2 separate regions of the Homo sapiens genome follow, and region 2 is linked to region 1. The links are chromatin loops, found by intact Hi-C in ENCODE. Cell type or tissue: mammary epithelial cell. All regions are shown on one strand. Links, peaks and the distances in the headings refer to the core of each region. The heading gives the core; the rest is flanking DNA.

The links. Hi-C counts contacts between places; a loop is a spot of excess contacts. Peaks named below come from ENCODE experiments on the same cell type or tissue, not always from the same donor. Only the 100,000 strongest peaks of a DNase experiment are listed, where the experiment ranks them.
Region 2: a loop joins it to region 1, with 2.2 times the contacts of the local background. A loop is called at or near these places in 2 of 110 quality-filtered maps.

Annotation. Positions count from the first base shown.
Region 1 is chr13:72,634,199-72,645,301 of GRCh38, forward strand. No RefSeq gene overlaps it. Among named protein-coding and RNA genes, the nearest start is that of MZT1, 88 kb to the right of the region's middle. In mammary epithelial cell, for the core only: no CTCF peak of the experiment used is centred there; DNase peaks (open chromatin) are centred at 4,033 and 4,413; H3K27ac peaks cover 2,053 bases.
Region 2 is chr13:72,384,599-72,395,701 of GRCh38, forward strand. No RefSeq gene overlaps it. Among named protein-coding and RNA genes, the nearest start is that of MZT1, 340 kb to the right of the region's middle. In mammary epithelial cell, for the core only: no CTCF peak of the experiment used is centred there; a DNase peak (open chromatin) is centred at 6,483; H3K27ac peaks cover 488 bases.

The sequences.
Region 1 (11,103 bases), core at 990-8,989:
GCAGAACATTTGACCCAGGCACTGTGCTATGAAGGGCACGGGGTTCTCTCTCAAAGCTACTACTAATACACTGAAGGCCACTGTCATGATGTCATGATGAACTGCACACAAACACATTTCCATCTAATGAGATACACTTTCATTCATTCACTGAGCTTCATTCACTGAGCTTTCTCTTCTCCTTCTTCTTCTTTTTTTTTTTTTTTGAAAACCGTATAGACAAATGCAAGATTTTTTTTTTTTTTTTGAGATGGAGTCTTGCTCTGTCGCCCAGGCTGAAGTTCAGTGGCATGATCTCGGCTCACTGCAACCTCTGCCTCCCAGGTTCAAGGGATTCTCCTTCCTCAGCCTTCCAAGTAGCTGAGATTATAGGCACCCACCACCACGCCTGGCTAATTTTTGTATTTTTAATAGAGACAGGGTTTCACCATGTCGGCCAGGCTGGTCTTGAACTCCTGGCCTCAAGTGATCCACTCGCCTCGGCCTCCCAAAGTGCTGGGGTTACAGGCGTGAGCCACCGTGCCCGGCCAAATTCAAGATCTTTTTTAAATGAAAAATCATCTATAAACATTCTGATCTAAACTAAAATAAGTATTTTCATATTTTAAATTTCCTTTCCATATTTAATTTGTGTCATTATGACCATTGTGAACATAAAGCTTGCTTTCTACTTTTTTCTACTTATTATACCATAAACATATTTCTGTGTTCATAATTGTCACTTTAAATGCTGTCATCTGCAAGGCTTTAAGCTAGAAACTAGGGTTTATTCTGAATACTCAGCTGAACAATTGAAAGCTTTTTTTTTTCTTTTTTTAAATCTCTGAATCCCAGTAAAGAGATCTGTTGTTTTTGCCTGCTCAGCATTCATTTGCCCTTCTGCAAGGACCATGTCACAAGAACAATCTCCTTTTGGAACACCAACCTACTCCTACCTAAGCCCATTTGGTTGAGGTAGGGTTGACCCCAGCCCAGGAGTTGGGTAGTGACTGGATTGGACGAACTGACTGCATGGGGAAAAAAAGCATGTGACCCTAGTCAGTCCAGTGAGAAATAATCTTTTGCAAGAAAAGTTCTCTATCTGCTGGATTTGAAGCTAGTGGAGTGTAGGCCTGAATTTACTAAGGGGTTGCCACAGGCAAGTTTTTGTCTGGAATTCCAGTTAACATAGAAGAGTAGATTTGGACAAGGGATATGGAAAAGGAGAAGAAAAAAAGGCCAAGCTCTATCTGACCTTTTTTGAGTCACTGAATGTAGCTGTGCCTGATTTTTCAAATATTTGAGCCAATAAATTCCCTTTAAGGTTTAAGCTAATTTGAGTTAGACTTCTATAACTTGGAACCAAAATAGTCTTGAATGATACTATATCTAAGAAACCAGACACGAAAACAATAATGAAGAGGCTATCTAAGCTTAGAGCCTTTGATGTAGGGAATATATAACAACTTTCTCTGTTCATGTATTTATTTCATCTTTCACCAAGGACTATAGTTTGGATATTCGTCCCCTCCAAAACTCATGTTGAAATTTGATCCCCAATGTTGGAGATAGGGCCTAACGGGAGGTGTTTGGGTAATGGGGGCAGATCTCTTGTTAATAGATGAATGCCCTCCCTGAGGTGGGAGAGAGTGAGTGAGTTCTCTGTTAGTTACCATGAGAACTGGTTGTTGAAAAGAGCCTGGCACCACCTCCTTCTCTCTCTTGCTTCCCTTGTGATCCCTGCACATGCTGGCTCCCATTCACCTTCCACCATGAGTAGAGGCAGCCTGAGGCCCTCACCAAAGGCAAATGCTGATGCCATACTTCTTCTACAGTCTGCAGAACTGTGAGCCAAATAAACTTTTCTTTATAAACTGCGCAGCCTCAGGTATTCTTTTATAGCAACACTAAATGGAATAAGACACCCAGATATAAATTAAATATGATAAATGGGGTCTAAAACTTGAAATTTATCAAATGCAGAGTTGTGTTATTATGAGGTTCATCAAGTGACTGAGTGAGCCTGCAGAGCTAGCTGGGTTGTTCCAGGGTTTGGCTGCAGAATCCAAATCCAACCTTTTTCTAGCTGCTGCTTGCTGCTTCCTGATAATCAGAGTTGTCCACTCTGCCTTACATAATGGGGGGACAGGATAAGTGGCAGTGATTTGAGGGTTCTGCTGCTTAGTTGGAAACTTTTGTTGATCTGATCCAAGATGAATGGGTTAGAAGAATACTGGGGACTCAGGGACCTGCCTAAGGACTCTCTTCCCTGACCCAGGCCTCTCCTCCCCTCCCTCACTTTCTCCTTTACTAGAAAAGAACTTTAGTTGTGAACAGGACTGGACAGAGGAATATACCCAATTAGCTCTATCTCAGGGTTTTTCTGCTGTTGAGTTCGTTATCTCTTATCCTGTTGCAGACATGTTAAAAGTATATATATGTATGTGTGTACATATATATGTATGTATGCATGTATGTGTGTACATATATATGTATGTATGCATGTATATGTGTGTCTGTGTATATGATTTAATTTAGTCCTAAGTTGATATAAGGCAAGTCCTATTCATTTGGCCATTTTATAGATGAGAAAATTATTGAATATCAATAGAAATGACCCCGGATGCTCCACTTTGAGCCCCTCATTTTACACATGAGGACTGGGAGCCATGAGTGGTCACAGCTGGTCCAAAAATATCCAGCAAGGTGGTAACAAGCTCAGGGATTGAGCTCAGTCCCGGGACTCAGTTCTTCTTTCCTTCCCTTATGCTCACTGTGTTCTTTGTTTTTCTGGCTCATAGCACTTAAGAACAGATACAGAAATTGGGGGAAATTAATATTTGACAATGAAAAATAGAGATAGAATGCCAAACTTCAAAAACAGTGACGAGGGAATAAGAAATTGGGGGAACAGGCCATTTTGGAGTTCGGTAAAAACAGGAGAGAGAAGATCCAGACAGAGCCTCCCTTAGAAAAGAGAAGAAACAGAGCTCATGTTCTTACTTTTAACTGCCATATTTATGATCTCCCCTTCCAGGTTCAAAAAGAACCTTGATGGAGAAAATAAACATGAAAAAAACCTCAAAAATGGTTAAGAAATGAAATTTTTACCATTGAAAGGAAAGAGAATACATGTCAAAAGAGGTAGTATTTTCCTAATTATTAAATAACTTCTAGCAAGACAGTCGGGAATAGGTAAGTGCAAGCAGTGGACTTACGATTGGGTAGAAATCAGGGATTGTGAGATGAAGGTGATTTCGAAAATCAAAATAACAGAGATAGTGGGTAATTTGCTCACCTAATTAAGGCTCAAGTTAAGCTCAAGTCAGTGAAGCTAGTACTTGAATGATGCCTACGGTGAGTGACTGGGGTCAATCTGTGTGCTCTCCTACTCCATCCCATCGTAAGGAAACACATTAAAAGAAAGAAATGGCCAGTTTCTCATCTTTCTTAATGCATCACACGGATCAGATCCAAGCACAAATCTCTCTTAAAGAGCTTGGATAAGCACCACATGGTGCCGAGTAAAACAGACACAAAGAACCCCAAGGTGGCTTATTTAACTCACTAATTGTTAACTGGTGGGAGGTGGGTGATGGCAGAGAGCAGGAATGGGCCCGCCTTCTGCATGAATGAATTCAGCACATGGAATTCATGTTCATATTTACATTTATAGCTTACAGAATTTCTATGTCATTGACCCCAAGCTGATAAACATAATTACAAAGTTCATTTTAATTTCACAGACTTGGCCAATCTCATCAGTCTCCCCATTAGGTTTTCATATTAAAAGAAAGAGGAGAAAAATGAGAAAGCATATATTTATAGCCAAGAATAAATATAACAATAATAAAGGAAATAAAAAAGGAAAACGAATCTTGGCACAGTTACTTAAATTTTTCCACCTTTCTCATATGGATGGTTTCCAAGTTCTACCATTTCAAAGAAAACACCTCATCGAAGAACATGTAATTGCATGTTGTTTCCATTCTTTAAATGGGGGAAATGAAGGCTTTTCACATACACATCATCAGCTGTGCCCCAGGAAACCTTCCATTCTTTCCAAATTAGTTTTTGTATCATTAAACCAATCAGCATTAGGTGCTTAGGATTAGTTTCTGGAATAAACCCTGAATCATTACCTGTATCATGTATGTAATAAAATCAAATAATGACATCATTATTAGCACATGAGCACTGACCCTAAGTGACCAGGACCAAAAGAAATCAGGGCAGTCCTAATACGAATCAGGCAGGATGCCTAATGAAAATCAAACAGCAAGCCTAATAAGAAACAATGTATTTTGCCTCTCTTTCAAATTCACTTTTGATTTGCTTTTCATGAGAATCCCTGTTTGAAGTGGAGCTCCCGCAGGCTAGAATTCTCAGGGCTAACTTTGAGATGAGTAACTCCCAGGTGGTTCTCTGGGCCATTTGATCTAGGACAAGAACCACTCACTCATGCAGCAAGTATTTGTTGGGCATTTACCATAACCATAGGTTTCATCGTGGCTGTTTTTCATCCAACAAACTTTTACTGAGCGCCTAGTACAAGCAGGGGAGGGTGGTAGGCTCAGAAGCAGAAAGAATAAGAGATGTCATAGACGTTACTTACAGCGTATTCATTGTATGCCAGGCACAAATACATATTCATTACTGATTAATAATTTAATAATCCCAGCAGCTCCATGAGGAAGTGTATGCTTTATCCCATTTTATAAGTATAGAAAATAAGGTTCATACAGATTAACAGACTTACCTGAGGTCATACTGCTAGGAAGGGGAGAGTGTGGTGGGAAAAATTCAATCTGTCACCATCTCAAGCAGTACCTTAGATTCAGTTTGAATCATTTGTGATTGCTGATAGTCCACCTTTTTTTGACCTACAGATGACAATTATATTCCCTCTCACCCAGAACAACTCAGGGTATGGTAAGGAAGATAGAAACATAAACAAAGCACCACAATAAAGGATGGCTTGCAGTCTGATGATCATCCATATCACCATATGCATGCACCCAGCCCCCTCCACTATCCTGCGGCCTAATCTGCAAGCCCAAATCTCTTCACTTTCTGTCCCCACCTAAAATCCAGCCATGATAAGAGAGCACATAATGTGCTCATCTGTGTCTGTCTTTATCTTATTCTAAGACTTCAACCACCCTTGTCATAACTCTCATAGGCTAGGTACAGGAAAGGTGCAGGTTTGCCCTGCCCAGGAAGGAGATGCAAATATCCTAGACAGAAAGCACATGGTGTGTGTCAAAGGAGACCAAGGCTAAACACATGGAGGATACCAAATAGAATTTTTGCAATATTATTTTATACAGAATGTTAAAAGCTTGATCATATGATCAACCTCGAGGTTCATGCCGTTAAAAGTAATGGCAAAAACCGCAATTACTTTTGCACCAACCTAACTAAAAACACATGAACCCTGAGGGAAAATCAGAAACTTATTTCTCTCTGAGGATGATTCCCTATATACGTTACATATGTAAAAATCGATAGGATTGGTTGATTAACATAATTATTGCAGGGACTTCATTTTTTGCTTCCAAGACTATCAGCCCCTTGAAAGCAAGGGCCACACCTTTTAATTCTGAATTTTTCACACATTAATTGCACATACTGAAAGTTGTTTGCTTGCTTTATTTGAGTCTCTAATAGTATTTGTAACTACTGGAGAGGTAAACCAGGTAAGAAATTGTGTCTGTAGCCTTGATGTTTACAATCACAAAAGGGCTGAGTTGCAGGAAACAATGTTTTATCAGTCAACCATTAAAAATATTCCACATGGTATTAGACCTATGCAGAGGCACAACTGACCAACGTGAAATACTTCATCTCTTTGGACAACATATCCCGTAAATTATGAAAAGAAAATGGTATTTTATGAGAGCCAGGCAACCTTATTTTCTAGGCAGCACATTTCATTCGTATTACAGTTATTAATAGGTCACTTACAGGATTCATAACTGGTGCCACTGAGTGAAGGTACCCACACGTGAACAATCACCGTGGCGAGGAGTAGTATATCTCAGTTCTTTCCAGAGCAGTAACTTTATCAAAACTATCACAGATGTCCTTTGAACTCCACTCTGACATTTGCTAATTGGATTTTAGGTTGTGCTCACCAGAGTTCCTATAAGACTTTTTTTAACTTTAAAACTTTCAAAATCTCCTTTTCAACTAATGAATTTTGCCTACCGACATTAGCATTTCCTCCATGGACTATTGCATGTAAAAGTGCCTGATGGTGCTTTTGTAACTCTCACATCAGCTAGTCTCTTGCATGAGCAAACATATTCAATATTTTTAAAATTAGAAGTTGAAGAATACACAGGATGAGATGTCACTATAAAGTGAGCTAGGACAGATAATTAAGGATTAAAATCTAAACCATTACCTCTCATGCAAGGTAGAGCAAGAAGCATGGATGTCTCATCTCCTTAGAGAAATGCAGATACAATGTATCAGATAAGGTATTCTGTAGTTTTCATTACAAAGTTAATATTTATTTTACAGCATTGAGTTTATCTTACCAACATATCTCATTCAGAAATAGAAGAATTTCTTGATTTACCACATTAAAGTAAATATTGCTGTGAGATACGTGTTAAATTTTTAATAAAAACCACCCTATCTTTGTTGGATCAAAGAAAGCTCCTTCAGCTGAGATACAAACAAAACCAAATAAAAACACATAATTTCAAATACTGAGCATCACTACGCATGTTCACCAGCCTGCCCATGACAATTGCAGTTTTATGTGGCTGAGCATTTTAGAGCTTCAATTAAGTTTATTATAAGTCATAATCTCAGAACTAAAATTTCCAATTACCTGTACCTGTAATGCTGACCCACGGGACAGCATTTCAGAACTGCATGTTCCTCGTGCCTGAACCATGCTCCCAAAAAGGTACAAAAGTGAAATTCAATGTAATTAGATTTACAAACATCATCCTTTGCCTGTGTGGGTATATTTGTAATATAGAAGATTTATTAGCATGGTGTGTTTTCTCTCTACAGGATAGAGTTAGATGTAAAAACTTAGTTTGTTTTCACTGATTCCATATTCCTTAAGTTAGCAATAAAAATTCTATTACTGAAAAGCAAAAATAACTGATATAGTGATCCTGACTCTTCTCCTTGTATTAAGAAGAATGAGAAGTCAGCAAACCCAGGAAAGACAGTTCTCCCCCTCTCCACCCCTTCATGAAGTGATTCCCCACCAGCCTGTAGTTAAGTCTCATGGAATCTCTTTCTCATCCTGAAATATGGATAGGGGGTACAGCACATGACAAAATGATCACAGAAAAGAAGATTGCTTCAAATCTTCAGGTTTAGAAGAATAAAGTCAAATCTTAAAAATTATAACATATAAATCAAATAAGTACATTTGGGACAATATAACACCTTGGCGTGGCCTCCTCTGTGCTGCTCCCTGCAATAGAAAAGCACCATGACCTAAAACTACACACTTTGCCTCCAGACTCCCATGCATTTGCACCTCAGCTCTGTCATTTATTAGCTGTGTGACCTTGAGGAAGTTTTATAACCTCTCTGTGCTAGGGTTTTCTCATCTATAAAATGGAGATAATAATCATCTCTATCTCCAAGGGTTGATATAATAATTAAGTTAATATTTGGTAAGCTCCTAGGAAGAGTCTGGCACATAATAAATGACACTGTATAAGTTTTATTAAATACAGTAAAATATTGGTTCTGCTGGCTCTCTTTATTTATATGATCAGAGAAATTCAAATATTGCCTCTTCCTCTAACTCCATGATTTTTCTCTCCCCCTTTGACCAACTCATAAGCCTTTTAATCACAAGCAGAGATATTTTTTCTCTTAAAGAAAAGCTAACATTTTGTAAACATTCTGTATGTGCCAGGCAATTATCTGTTATCTCATTCAGTCCTCATAAAATCCAGTGAAGTGAATGCTGTTATTATCCCCATTTGATAGATGAAGAAATGAAGGCATTGAAAAATTAGATAAATTCTGTATGATAACATACTTCTTATGGAGCAGAACCAGGATTTGAACCCAGGCAGTGTTGAAATTTATTTCATAGAAAGAATATATGCCACAGTACAAAAATATTCCCTAATGAATTTATGTTTTAAAGAATTATCAAAAATGTTTTAAAAATATCCCTTCTGGCCGGGCGCGGTGGCTCACGCCTGTAATCCCAGCACTTTGGGCGGCTGAGGTGGGCGGATTAAGAGGTCAGGAGATCGAGACCATCCTGGCTAACACGGTGAAACCCTGTCTCTACTAAAAATACAAAAAATTAGCCGGGCGTAGTGGCGGGCGCCTGCAGTCCCAGCTACTCAGGAGGCTGAGGTAGGAGAATGGCGTGAACCCGGGAGGCGGAGCTTGCAGTGAGCCGAGATTGTGCCACTGCACTCCAGCCTGGGCGACAGAGCGAGACGCCATCTCAAAAAAAAAAAATCCCTTCTACACCAGTCAAGCTCACTGTATATCAGCTAACACCCAGACAACCTGCAAATCCATGAGAATAAATGATTGTTGTGTTAAAACCACTGAATTTGGGGATGGCTTCTTTTACAGTATGCTTATAGCAACAGTTCACAAATACAGGATATTTTTTTTTTTTTTTGAGTCGGAGTCTCGCTCTGTTGCCCAGGCTGGAGTGCAGTGGCGTGATCTCGGCTCACTGCAAGTTCCGCCTCCCAGGTTCAAGTAATTCTCCTGCCTCAGCCTCCTGAGTAGCTGGGATTACAGGCGCACGCAGCCACGCCTGGCTAATTTCTTGTATTTTAGTAGAGACGGGGTTTCACCGTGTTGCCCAAGCTGGTCTCAAACTCCTGAGCTCAAGTAATCCACCCTCCTCGGCCTCCCAAAGTGCTAGGATTACAGGCATGTAATACTTTTGTAAACTTTTGATAAATGAAACCAAAACCAAATTTGAAAATGTCTTTAAACAAAGAAACAAAGAAACATTGAATGCCTACATAATTTTGTTAGCAAGAGAGAGAGATTTTAGGCTGACTGAATGCAACATAAAGCTTTTCCTTTAAAAAAAAAAATCCTTTCCTCTTTAAAGTCTAGTTCCATATTTCAGTTAACACACTTTTGTAATCAACAACAAAGTAGAACTGCATATCCTGCATAAGATCCAGGATTCCATGAAGTCAAAGAAAGTGCTTTGATAAAACTGTTCATACTGTATGCAAAGACAGTAACCAAAACAAAGTTAAACAAGTCAACAATTGGAGAGGAGAAACATCAATAAGTATGATGACACAAGTGTTTCCAAAGAGACGCATTCAAATGTCAAAGGCTTAAGGGATACTCTTGCAAAAACTGATAAAACTCTTGAGTAATTTTACAAAGATTACTTTTATGATTGCACTATGCAAATAAACCAAGATAGCAACTCCTCCTCCAGGGGGCAGAGCTGAGCTAGCAAAGCACAAGCTGAATTCTGTCCAAAACAGGGAAAAAATTTGATTCATCTTTCGATATTTAGTTGAAAATAAAATTTAAATTTGGCTAAATGTAAGAACAATTGTGTATATTTTTATAATTCTTAATTTTCTTTTTTAAGATAAAGCCTCACTCAAGTCATTTTTTCCTAATCTGACTTTTGCCAGGATGTTTTTTTTTTTCAGGCTGGAGTGTGATGGTGTGATCTCAGCTCACTGTAGCCTCAAAATCCTGGCCTCAAGTGATCCTCCCACTTCAGCCTCTCTAGTAGCTAGGACTTTAGGTGCACGCCATGACACTTGGCTAATTTTTTTTTTTGGTAGAGATGGGGGTCTTGCTATGTTGCCCAGGCTGGTCTCGAACTCCTGGGCTCAAGCAATCTGCCCACCTCGGCCTTCCAAAGTGTGGCCCTTAGAGATGTGAGCCACTGTGCTTGGCTAACCAGCATTTTTAAGTGGATTAACTTTCAGAAGACTTTTTCTCTCCGGTATCAATCATCCTCAGATAATGAGGTAAGGAGAACTTCCTCTCCTATATTTCTTTGAGAGCTTTCAATAAGTAAGCCCATCTAAGTCATAAAAAGATTATAACCAGAGTAATTCTGCTATCTGGTGGCAAAACAGATAAACAACAAGACCAACAAGGGATTGGGTACCAAAGAAGGGGTCTAAATCTTTATTACATTTCTTTTAAATGACACAGTTTCTGATCTCAGCCAAAAAGAACTTAAATTTTGTCAAAGAATTATTAACACGAGGGATAAAGGAAAGAAACTGAAAGGGTAGAATATTATTAAATACTGTGTGCTATGCACTCTGGAAACCATGCATTTCATTTAAGAATAAATTTGAACCATTAAGACCTTCCTTCACCAATCAAGAACTCTCCAAACCAATTCAATTGCCACAAAGATAAACTGGTCAATTTTCCATTGTTATGTAAATATTTCTTCTGACTTAGAATCATACAAAATGAATTTAAGAGCAGGAAGAGATCCTAAACATCATCTAGCCTGACATTCTCATTTTACAGATGACAAGACAGAATCCAGAGTTAAGTGACTTGTCTAAGACCATACAACTTGTCAGAGTCAATGTAGGCTCTAGAATCTGCATCTCTCAACCAAAGGCCAACAGTATTCTTCCTTTTCTCTATGCTGAAAAATAGTACTATCGTTACCAAAGAGAATTTCAACCAAAGCCCATTTCACCTCACCTGTTCTCCTCAATGAGCCTATTTCTTCCATTTGAAAAGGGGTGGAACAGATATGTCAATGGTAAGCTTCATATTGTTTTCCATACTTAAACAGAAGAGTGCCTTAAACCCACAAAGCAGGGCTGCAGGGAAAGCAGCCTGTGGATTTCATCCTCCTCTCGCTGCCACAGCCAGCACTCTGGTGCTGAACACAGCCTACACAATGGTTCTCAAAGTGTGATCCCTGGACCAGCATCATTAACATCACCGAGAATGTGTTAGAAATGCACATTCTTGGGTCCTATCTCTAAGCTGCTGGATGAGAAACTCTGAGAGTGGGACCCCTAACAATGTGTGTTTTAACAAGCCCTTTGGGTAATTCTGATGCATTAAAACTTGAGAACTACTAGTGTATACAACCAATATAGTGGCTACCTAAATAGAGTCTGATGGTGTTCCACCTGAGAG
Region 2 (11,103 bases), core at 2,066-10,065, 250 kb before region 1:
TAGAAGGCCCTTTAAAGAAAAAGTCTTACTCAATGTTCAAGGCCAGTTAAATTACACATCTCCCAAATGACTCTCTTTTATCTCCCCAAGGTTATTTACACTATGCTTTTCCCTGCCTTCTCTGTACTTTTATTTTGTTGGTACTGTACAGTCTAGAAGCTTATTTTATACCCTCAAGAAAATTATAAATGTTATTAAGGCAAAAATTATATGATTCATTCATTTTGCTGGCTTAGGCACTAAAGTGTTCATTAAAGGTTTGGTTGCCTGAAAACAACAAGCCTAAAATGAAAGCTCTCGCATTTATTGAGGATTTACTTTTGTGTCTGTCACATGCCCTCTATACTTTATCATTGTCCAAAAAAGCTGTTGTGACAGTTATGAATTCTTGCCACTTATATATGAGGAATCTGTGATTCAGCAATATTAAGTCACATGCCCAGGGCTATTGCGTCATTCAGCCATTCAACAACTATTTGCAGACAGTCTGCCTTTGTCTCTCTTGAATTTCTCACAACAGTTGATTAGACACATTGATCTTTCTTCTCTCCCTCGAAGGCCCAAGTTCATTCCCATCTCACAGCCCTCGCACTTTCGGTTCCTTCTCCTTAAAAGGATCTTCCTCCAATCTTCATATCATTGCCTCATTCTCATGACCAAGGGCTTAAATCCAATCTGTTAAAATCATCCCTCAAATCCTCAGGGAAGCCTTTCCAGACCACCTGAGCAACAGTGGTCCCTAATCATTCCCCACCGTATCATTCTATTTAATGTGCTTCATAACACAAATGGAGGTCTGAAATTATCTATGATTATTTTCTAATTATGAATAAATGTAAACCCCTGCCAACATGAAATTTTGTATATTACATTTAGACTGGACCAAGGCAAAAGTTCATTCTCTGACATTAAGGTGTGCTTCTTAAAATTATGAACTGAGTCGCAGAAATAGTTAATAAAATCTATTTTTTCATTTTTAAAAAAAACCTGTTACTGACCCTTTATTTGTTCTACTTGCCTTTAAGTAACACTTTTTTCCTATTTTCAGTCAAAATATAACATATAATTCTTCAAATTAAAGAAATTATGAACCATATTGTATTAGTTTGTTCTCATGCTGCTAACAAAGACAAACCTGAGACTGGGTAATTTATAAAGGAAAGAAATTTAAAGGACTCACAGTTCCACGTGGCTGGGGAGGCCTCACATTCATGGCAGAAAGCAAAGGAAGAGCAAAGGCACATCTTAATGGCAGCAGGCAAGAGACTATGTGCAGGGCAACTCCCCTTTTTAAAACCATCAAATCTCATGAGAACAGTACAGGAAAAACCCACCCCCATGATTCAATTACCTCCCACCAGGTCCCACTCTGGACATGTGGGGATTATTGCAACTCAAGGTGAGATTTGGGTGGGGACACAGAGCCAGACCATATAACATATGAAATAGGTAAAGAATAGTATAGTATTGGCAGTTTTATATGGTTCAACCAAAGAGACTAGCTTTAAATACTGGTAATCTCCAGACATCAGTTACAATTTTCTAGACCCCAGATTGCTGTCCCCTGAGTGATCAGACTTGACGGAAAAAAAATCTCTATAATAATTTACTTTTCTGAACATATGGGAGACACTTTCTGTATCATTCAAAATAAAATTCATTGCTAAAGAGAATTCTGGTTCACCTTTGCTACACTTTAGAGAAATACATGTTGTGAAATAGTTAAACATCAGCTTGATAGCGCAGATAAAAAAGGGAAAACACTTTGAAATAAGCATGGTTAATGGCTCCTTTTTAAAAGCAAAATCTAACTATAGGCACATACACACTGAGACACAGCGCATCCATCAACGTTAGAAAAAGGTTTCTGGTCTGAGTATTGACACGCAGGATAGTGGCAGAGCTTGAGATAATGGAGCAGCTTTATTCCTAGAGTGCTGTTTTTAACTGAAACTTCATTGATGTGTGCAAGGTTTCTTGAGAGAAAATAACAGATCAAAAATGATTGGATTTCTGTAGGTTGCAGGAGATTTTCCTACACAAATTATGTGAAATATTCCTATAGTCACTAGATTTCACTAATTCTAATCTCAGACAACTCTAGATTATTCATGCAGATGATCCAGTTTGTGGGTTATTTGTAGCATTCTTTTTAATTCTTAGTATCTACCTAACAACTGACCCACTTCTGAACTAGCCCTGTTTTCCTGGATAGCCAGGAAAAGTACTTCAAGGAATACTAGCTTAAGTAACTCCAGGTTAAAAAAAAATAAAATCTTTTTAAGTCAAAAGTTATTCCACACACTTTAAAATATTTTGAAATTCTAGGTCATTTATGACTCTACGTTCCTCCACTGAGGTGTCTTTTACCATTTTTATTTGGAATGTCTAGATCCAAAGCTCCCAATGTTTATTTACTCCCTTCAAAGAAGCATGAATGTACTTAGGAGATCCACTTAGGAGAGGTATCACTGTGTAAGCTGAAAGCCTCCAGGTTTAAACTGCAGTCATAGTGTGCTGAATTAGAACAGTACATTTCTTCATTCATCAGCTTTATAAAAATAAGAAGTAATATCTTTCATAAAAGCAGCTGAACATTGGTAACATTGCCAACAACTAGAATTAAGTAAAATAAAATCTAAAGAAATAAAAAAATATATGTATAAAACTGATTAAACCACAGTTTATTGAATGTTGGGTTTTTCCTCATAACAAATGAGAATGATTCTTTCTGGCTCACAAAATATTTTCAGGTTTAGGTACTACTCAAGCTTGTCCTCAATCGAGGTTTTCATGTATTTGAATTTCAAAAGCCTGGAACTGGCAATTAGTTTTTGCCTAGCTTGACACTAATATAAAAATCGTCCTGAGGAGGATTCTTTGTAGGTTGAATGCTTTGAAAACCCTCTTGGAAACAGGGCCCTGGAACCTGGGACAAAGAGAAATGTATGGAGTTGCTTCCAGGAAACAAGAAGAGAAATGCATTTGTAATGAAGCTTGCTGTTTCAGGAGGAAGGATGGTGGCAAGGGTAGAAGGACCTGGAGGAAATACACAAGCTTTGTGACTCCATGTGCTGCAATATGTGTTTCATGTTATGATGGGTTGTATTGTATCCTTCCCAAATTCATAGGTTGAAGTCCTAAACCCCAGCACATAAAAATATGGCATTATTTGGAGATAGGGTCTTTATAGGAATAATCAAGTTGAAATGAGGTCATTGGGGGGGGGTGGTCCCTAATCCAATATAACTGGTGACCTTATATAAAGGAGAATTTGAGATATGAAGACACATACAGGCTAATATGTAAATCAAGATGGCCATATGCAAGCCACAAAACAGATCCTTCCCTCATAGCCCTCAGAGGGAATCAACCCTACCAACACCATAATTTCAGACTCCTATCCTCCCGACTGTGAGACAATACATTTCTGTTCTGTTCTCGAAGATATCCAGTTTGTGGCACTTTGTTACACCTGCCCTTGCAAATAATACACGCGGCATGGCGATGTTAAACATTGCTCCAGCTGCACAAGATCTTTAGTAAAACCTACTTTCTGCATTCATTCTTTCAGTGCAACAGAATCATTTACTGGGAATGTAAAAAGCCTCTGAATTCCAGACATTGTGAACATGTGATAAAAAGAAAGAGTATACAAACTGATAGCCAAAAACTGAGTTATTCTGGTTTCTCCTTACCTCACATTGTACCATGATAAAATTCTACAATGGAAACAAAATTCTGCAGCTTTTCCCCATCTCTCTTCTTCCTTTCCACATCCTTGTTCCTTTTTTAAGTAACTATATATTTATGAAGTAAGGTATTGTAGAGAGAGTCTGGGTCTTAAAATCAGGCAGATGAGTATTTAAATCCCAGCTCTGCCACTGATAAGTTACTTAAATTCTCTGAGGCACAGTTTTATGATGTGTAAAACAGTGACAAAACTTTCTTTAAAAATCACTGTCATTAAATATAAGGAATAGCAAAAGGCTTAAAAACATTACAAGGAAGCAACCAGCCAAATCCAAAATATAGAATATGCTTCATGGTAAGTGGTCAGGTTTCCTTAACAAAAATCAATGGTACAAAAAGTGTAGAAGGGCACTTAAAGATTAAAGAGAGAGAGACATATCAGCCAGATGCTGAGTGCTATGGTCTGAATATTTGTGTTTCCCCAAAATCCATATTTTGAAATCCCAAACCCAAGCTGATGGTATTGTATTAGGAAGTGGCAGGGAGGCAGGTAGAAGTGATTAGATTATCTCCTACTCAATGGGATTGGTGTTCTTATAAAAAAGACCCAGAGAACTGCCTTGCCTCTTCTACCATGTGAAGACACAGCTAGAAGGCACAGCCTATGAGGAAGTTTACCTTCCTCAGACACCGAATATGCTAGCACCTTGATCTTGGACTGTGTGGGCTCCATAACCATAAGAAATAAATTTCTGTTGTTTATAAGTTACCCAGACTAAGGTGGTTTGTTATAGCAGCCTGAGGACAAAGATACCATGTATGAAACTTGTTTGGATCCTGATTTAAGCAAACTCTATTAGGCCATTTCTGTATTGCTATAGATAAGTACCTGAGACTGGGTAATTTATAAAGAAAAGAGGTTTCATTGGCTCATCATCCTGCAGGCTTTACAGGAAGCATGGTTCTGGTATCTGCTCGGCTTCCAGGGAGGTCTCAGGAAGTTTATAATCATGGCAGAAAGCAAAGGAGGAGCATGCACATCACATGGCAAATGCAGGAGCAAGAGAGAGAAAGAGAGAGAGAAGGATGGGAGGTATTCACACACTTTTAAACAATCAGATCTCATGAGAATTCACTATCATGAGGACAGCACCAAGGGGATGGTGTTAAACCACATATGAGAAATCTGCCCCCACGATGCATTCATCTCCCACCAGGCCCCACCTCCAACACTGGGAATTACATTTCAACATGAGACTTGGGTGGGGATAAATATCCAAACTACAACACAAACCAACTACAGAAGAATTTTTTAAAAAAATAACTGGGGAGATTTCAATATAAATAGATGGTAGGTAATATTAGTAACTTGTTTCTTTGGTTTGTCATGTGCAATAATGGCATTGTGGCTAATTTTTTCTAAACATCTTTATATGTTACAGACATATTAAGCATTTATGTGAAATGTCTGAGATTTGTGAAATATACTATAGGAAAAAAAGTGAAAGTATAGCTGTCCTTGAATCAGAAAGGGGATAATAATTATTGAAGCTGGGTGATGAATATCTGGGAGTTTATATTATTCTCTTTACCTTTGCATATATTTCAAATTTTCCATAACAAAACATTTTTTAACTATTTTAAGCATACACAGGAGAAACGCATTAAATGTAACTTTTCTTCCCCTTTCATAAATTTATATATATTTTGGAAACAGTAAATAGCCTTTCATTTCTATTAAAGAGAAAAATTTCCCCCCCCAAAAAATAAATTTTTGTTCAACATGTATTACTGTCACCCACTGAGTAACCAGCATGCCATTCAAAGTTTTTCAAATGCTTTAGCAAAATTTTCTCAAAACACACTTATATGGGAAAATGCAGCCTGAAAATAAGAAAGGTTGTCACCCACATATTAGAAATTTCAAACATTTTCTGCTCTAGATAAGGTAAAACAGAAGGTCTGAGGCATGCACACATGGAAGTCTCCTAGTTTCTTCTCTTATGAGAGAGAAACATGCCCAGGAAGTAAAGGGAGGGAACTCTAACTAAGCCCTGTGAGTGCCCCACCACTCAGGGGAAGAAAGGATTGTAGTGAGCCACACAGAAACAATAACAAAGACAAACCACTTTCCAAACTAGGATCTAGCAAAGAATATACTGTATTAGGAAAGGAATGAAAAGTCCCTGTGGCTGATGCCTGGAGTACATGACATTTGAAACTGCCAGTTCATTTTATAGCTTTAAAAGTTATACGTATTTAGTATAGAAAATTTAGAGAGATATACCCGGTTACAAAGAAGAAAGTAAAAGTCACCTATAATTTTATACCCTAGAAATAACCACGAGTAATGTTTTATGGATATTACTTTTAGCCCTTTTGTTTACTTATGTAGAGCTCAAATATATGGAACTATTTTCAATGAAATTAAGATTATACTACAGAAAACATTTATATATTGCAGTTAGCAAGTAATTTTAATGGCTGTATAATATTCTATTGTTAAAAATAATGTAGAACAGGGAGTAGAGAATGATGTGAACTTGAGCACATGATTACTTCCCCAATCACCAACCCCTCCCCCAATTCTAAAAACAATAATTTTAATAAGATAAAATGGGAGGACTGCATCAACATTGGGAACTAGAAAAGAGAGTCATGAACATGTCAGAAGCACCAAGGAACTTCTGCTAGGTAGATTAAGGAAGACCGACTAATGATGACTCATCACAGAAAGTTCAAGGTGGAGCCCCAAGGCCTCTCAAACACTCTGGGGCTAAGGAGGCATAGAAAATTTCCAGGTGAAAATCCTATGAGTAAGCAAAATTCCAGGAAAAATGCCAAGGTAGTGGAGGCAGTGGGATAATGAACAGATATTATGTGGCAATACCGAATGGAGCATCTCCAGAGGACATTTCTCAATAGCACCATTGTTCGTGGTAAGTGAATACTTCACTTTTTCTCCTGCTTCTGTCAAGTAATTGATCACGAATTAGCTTTGAGATTTCTGCTTAAAGGCAGGTGTCCATCTGTATCCAAACAAATCAAGAAACCCAACAATAATTCTCCCTATTTCCAGAGATAATCTCATGCTTGGTCACAATGCTCACTATTTAAGAGAAGAAATAAGTGGAAAATAGATATAGATAGTAGGGCCTGTAAAAGAAATCTTTAACTGGAGTCAACAAGGTCAGAGGCAGAAAACATTTTTATAACATTTAGTGCAGGCAAAGTATTTCAGATACAAGCTGGAAGAAACATTGTTTCTACAAAAATAAAGATGCAAATTGAGACAGTAAGTCAAAGGACAGAGATGAAAGAGAACCAACTAATTGATGAGCAGAAGTGCAAAGGCAGGCATGTGAGATCAGGAATGATTTGAAATGAAACAGGTAATAATGGAATGTCAATACTTAATTCATTAAAATTTCTAGTGTTTAATAAGCTCCAGAGAACAAAATGAACTGTGTGAAAGTCAAATACAGAGTTTGGCCTTGAAAAAACCTCCCAGAATACAGTGGAAAAGAAAAACCAATGACAATTATTAGATAGAAGATTGAGAACAGACAATCACAACCCTACATACAGGTAATTTGTGTTTCTCAAGACTGCTACAGATGAAAAACAATCCATATCCAAAAGAGATAACAGACAAAAACACACCTAAACTGAAGAAAATCCTGCATCAAGAATAGAAATAATGTGTCCTGCACTAGAAAAATAGTCACTAGAAAGAACTAATAATTATAAATAGCCTGGTAGAATTATTGAATTTCACACTGACCATAAGCATCTTTGCAACGGTATGTGCATGTAGAGGATAACTGAGTTTTGAGGAGTTGGGATCCAGGATTTAGAGATTTACCAAAGTTTATTCACATGTAACGCAGCAAGACTGTCTCAGATACCAACGACTCGGTAAGTATTCCACCTGAGATCTCGCCCCGTGAGAAGTAACTACAACATTTCTCCAGCCAACTAAGAAATAATTCAGAATAATAACCTCAATAAGAAAGTCACTTATGGAAGGACTGCCACTGAGCAATGAATCTTCAGAAATGGTCCCTGTAAGGTCCTCCTTGCTCAGCCTCACAACATCACCACTTCCCAGTTTTCCACACACTCTCTTTTGCTGCCTCTACCTCCACCTGAACTTTCAATGTTGGAATTCCTTGGGATTTGTTCTTGGTCCTCATATGTTTACCTGTTGTCCTATACAATAGCACCCTTTCTGGTAGCTCAAAAGACCATGTATATACTTATGACTGTCAGTTTATATCTCCAGGGAACTCTAGACTCACCCATCCAGCTGCTATTTGACATCTCAGCTCAGATATCTCATACACATCTCAAACTTAACATGTCCCAACAAAATTTTCTTCAATGTTGTTCCACTTCATGTAGTCTTCCCTAACTCAGCAAAAAGCACCACAAAGTTGCTAGACCAGAAGCCTAGGAGATATCCTTTAGTCCTCTCCTTCCTTCAAACCTCCATATTCAATCTACCAACCAAACTTTTCTATTCTATATGCAAAATATACATCTTGAAACTTTCCAGTTCTCTCCCTCTCCAGGGCAATTATTCTAATCCAATCCCCTATCGTCTGTCACCCCGACTACCCCAACAGCTTCCTAGCTGATCTCCCTACTTCTACCTTAAAGAGCTCTTAATATGTTCTCTATGCTGCTGTCAAAAAATATGTTTTAAAACCCAAATTGGATAATTTCATTTCCCTGCTTCATATTCTTCTGTGGCTTTCATTGCATTACACATAACATTAAAACCCATAAGCAAAGCTTATGTGCCCTATAAGATCTGGTACCATCTCTGCTCCACCACAGCTGATGCCTCCCTATGTCATTGCTCACCAGGCTCCAGCTTCTGCAACTCTGAACATTTCCAGAGCATGCTAGGTTCTGTTCCCACGTTAGGACACATAGATGGAATATGTAGTTTTTGTATCCATTATTCTCTGCCACCCAAGCTCTGCACGGCTGCCTTCTTCTCAGCCACCTCCTCCACTGCCATTTCCTATCCCAATACACCGTTTTTTCCTTCAGTGGCCTTACCACCAAATTGTTTGGATTATTCTGTAATTATTTTGATTATTCATCTTTTCTTTGTTTTCTGCCTGTCTCTGCCATAAAAATAAAAGCTTCCTGAGGACAAAGTCTATGCCTTTTTCACCATTTTATCCCCAGGAATTTAGCACATTGGAGAGGTCAATGCATATATATTAAAATATATTGAATGAATGGATGGGTGTTGAAAATGTACTTGCAAACAGAATACTTAGATTTATAGTAAAACAGCTTATGATTCAATAATCCCACTACTACTGGGTACATATCCAGAGGAAATGAGAACAGTATGCCAAAGAGATATCTGTGCTCCCACGTTCATTACAGCATTATTCACAATAGCCAAGATATGAAATCAACCTAAGCCCATCAGTGAACAAATGGACAAAGAAAACATAGTGTGTATGTGTGTGTGTGTGTGTGTATATATATATATATATATATAGTATGTATGTGTGTGTAGGTATATATACATATATAGTGTGTGTGTGTAGGTGTGTGTGTATATATATACACATAGTTTGTACGTGTGTGTATTGCATATTTATAGACACACATATACACATATACTATGTATATGTGTGTGAGTATATACATATATATGTATATATATATCTATCTACAATGGAAGATTATATACCCTTAAAAAAGAATAAAATCCTGTTATTTGTGATGCCATGGATAAATCCAGAGTATATTACATAAAGTGAAATAAGTCATGCACAGAAAGACAAATACTGCATGATCTCACTCATTAGTGGAATCTTAAAAAACTGAACTGATGGAAGCATAGAATAGAATAGTAGTTACCTGGGGCTGGGTTGAGAAGGAGAGTAGGGTGAAATGCTCAAAGGATACAAAATTTCAATTAGATAGGAGGAATACGCTGAAGATGTCTCTTGTACACCATTGTGACTATTGTTAATAACAATGTTTTCTATTCTTGGAAATTGCTGAGAGTAAATTTTAAGTGTTCTCGCCACAAAAACGATAAGTATGTAAGGTAATGCATATGTTAATTAGCTTATTTTAGGCTTCTACAATGTATACATATATTAAACCATCATATTGTACATGATAAATATATAAAGTCAAAATTTTTGATGAAAATAAATTACCAAAGCTGACTCAAAGTGTTATCCAATCTAACAACTATGGAATGTAAGAAAGTAGAACTACCAAACAGCTACCCCTGAAAATGACACGGGGCCCATATTTTTTTAATAGACAAACTTTACTGATTATCCATTTGAAAGACAAATCATTCCTACAGATGCTTTAAAAGGTATTTTCAAAAGCATTAAAGAAATGAAAAATATCACCATTCATTTTACAGTATTAACATTACTAAAGAAAGAAAATTTCAAGGAAAGAAAACTGTAGAGCAAATTCATTTAGGACTGAAATACAAAGCATCCTTAAACAAACAAACAAAATGAATCCATAACAGTATTCTTAAAGGTTAGCAAACACCGTGACCAAATAAAGATCATTTTAAGAATGTAAAGATAGTTTGCTCTTATTATATAATCATCTCATTAGATACCCAGAAGGTATTTAATAAGATTCTTAAAAAATTCAAAATAATAAATTCTGAGTAAAATAAGAATAGGACAGCAGTTTCTTTTTTAACTGTTGTTTTAAGTTCAGGGATACACATGCAGGTTTGTTGCATGGGTAAGCTTGTGTCATGGGAATTTGTTGTACAGATTATTTCATCACCCAAGTATTAAGCCTAGTACCCATTAGTTATTTTTCCTGATCCTCTCCCTCCTCCCACCCTCCACTCTCCAAAAGACCCCAGTGTGTATTGTTCTTCTGTACGTACGACAACAGTTTCTTACCATGCCTTAACATCTATCACAAAACAACATTCAGGATCTTGTTGAATGATAGGGAGTAGACTCATCCCTATAAAAATCTGAATACAGGCCACGCCTGTTGTCCCAGCACTTTCGGAGGTCTAGGCGGGCAGATTACTTTAGGTCAGGAGTTCGAGAGCAATCTGCCAACATGGGGAAACCCGGTCTCTACTAAAAAAAAAAAAAAAAAAAAAAAAATTAGCTGGGCATGGTGGCTGCGCCTGCAGCCCCAAATACTCAGGAGACTAAGGCACAAAAATTGCTTGAACCCAGGAGATGGAGGTTGCAGTGAGCCAAGATCGTTTCACTGCACCCCAGCTTGAGCGACAGAGCATGGCTGTATCAAAAAAAGAGAATCTGAATACAAGGATGCCTGTCAACATCATTCTGAAAGTACAATTGGTGAAATCATTAAACAGGGAAAAATATTAATATTATAGATGAGGTAGCAAACCTATTATTATTG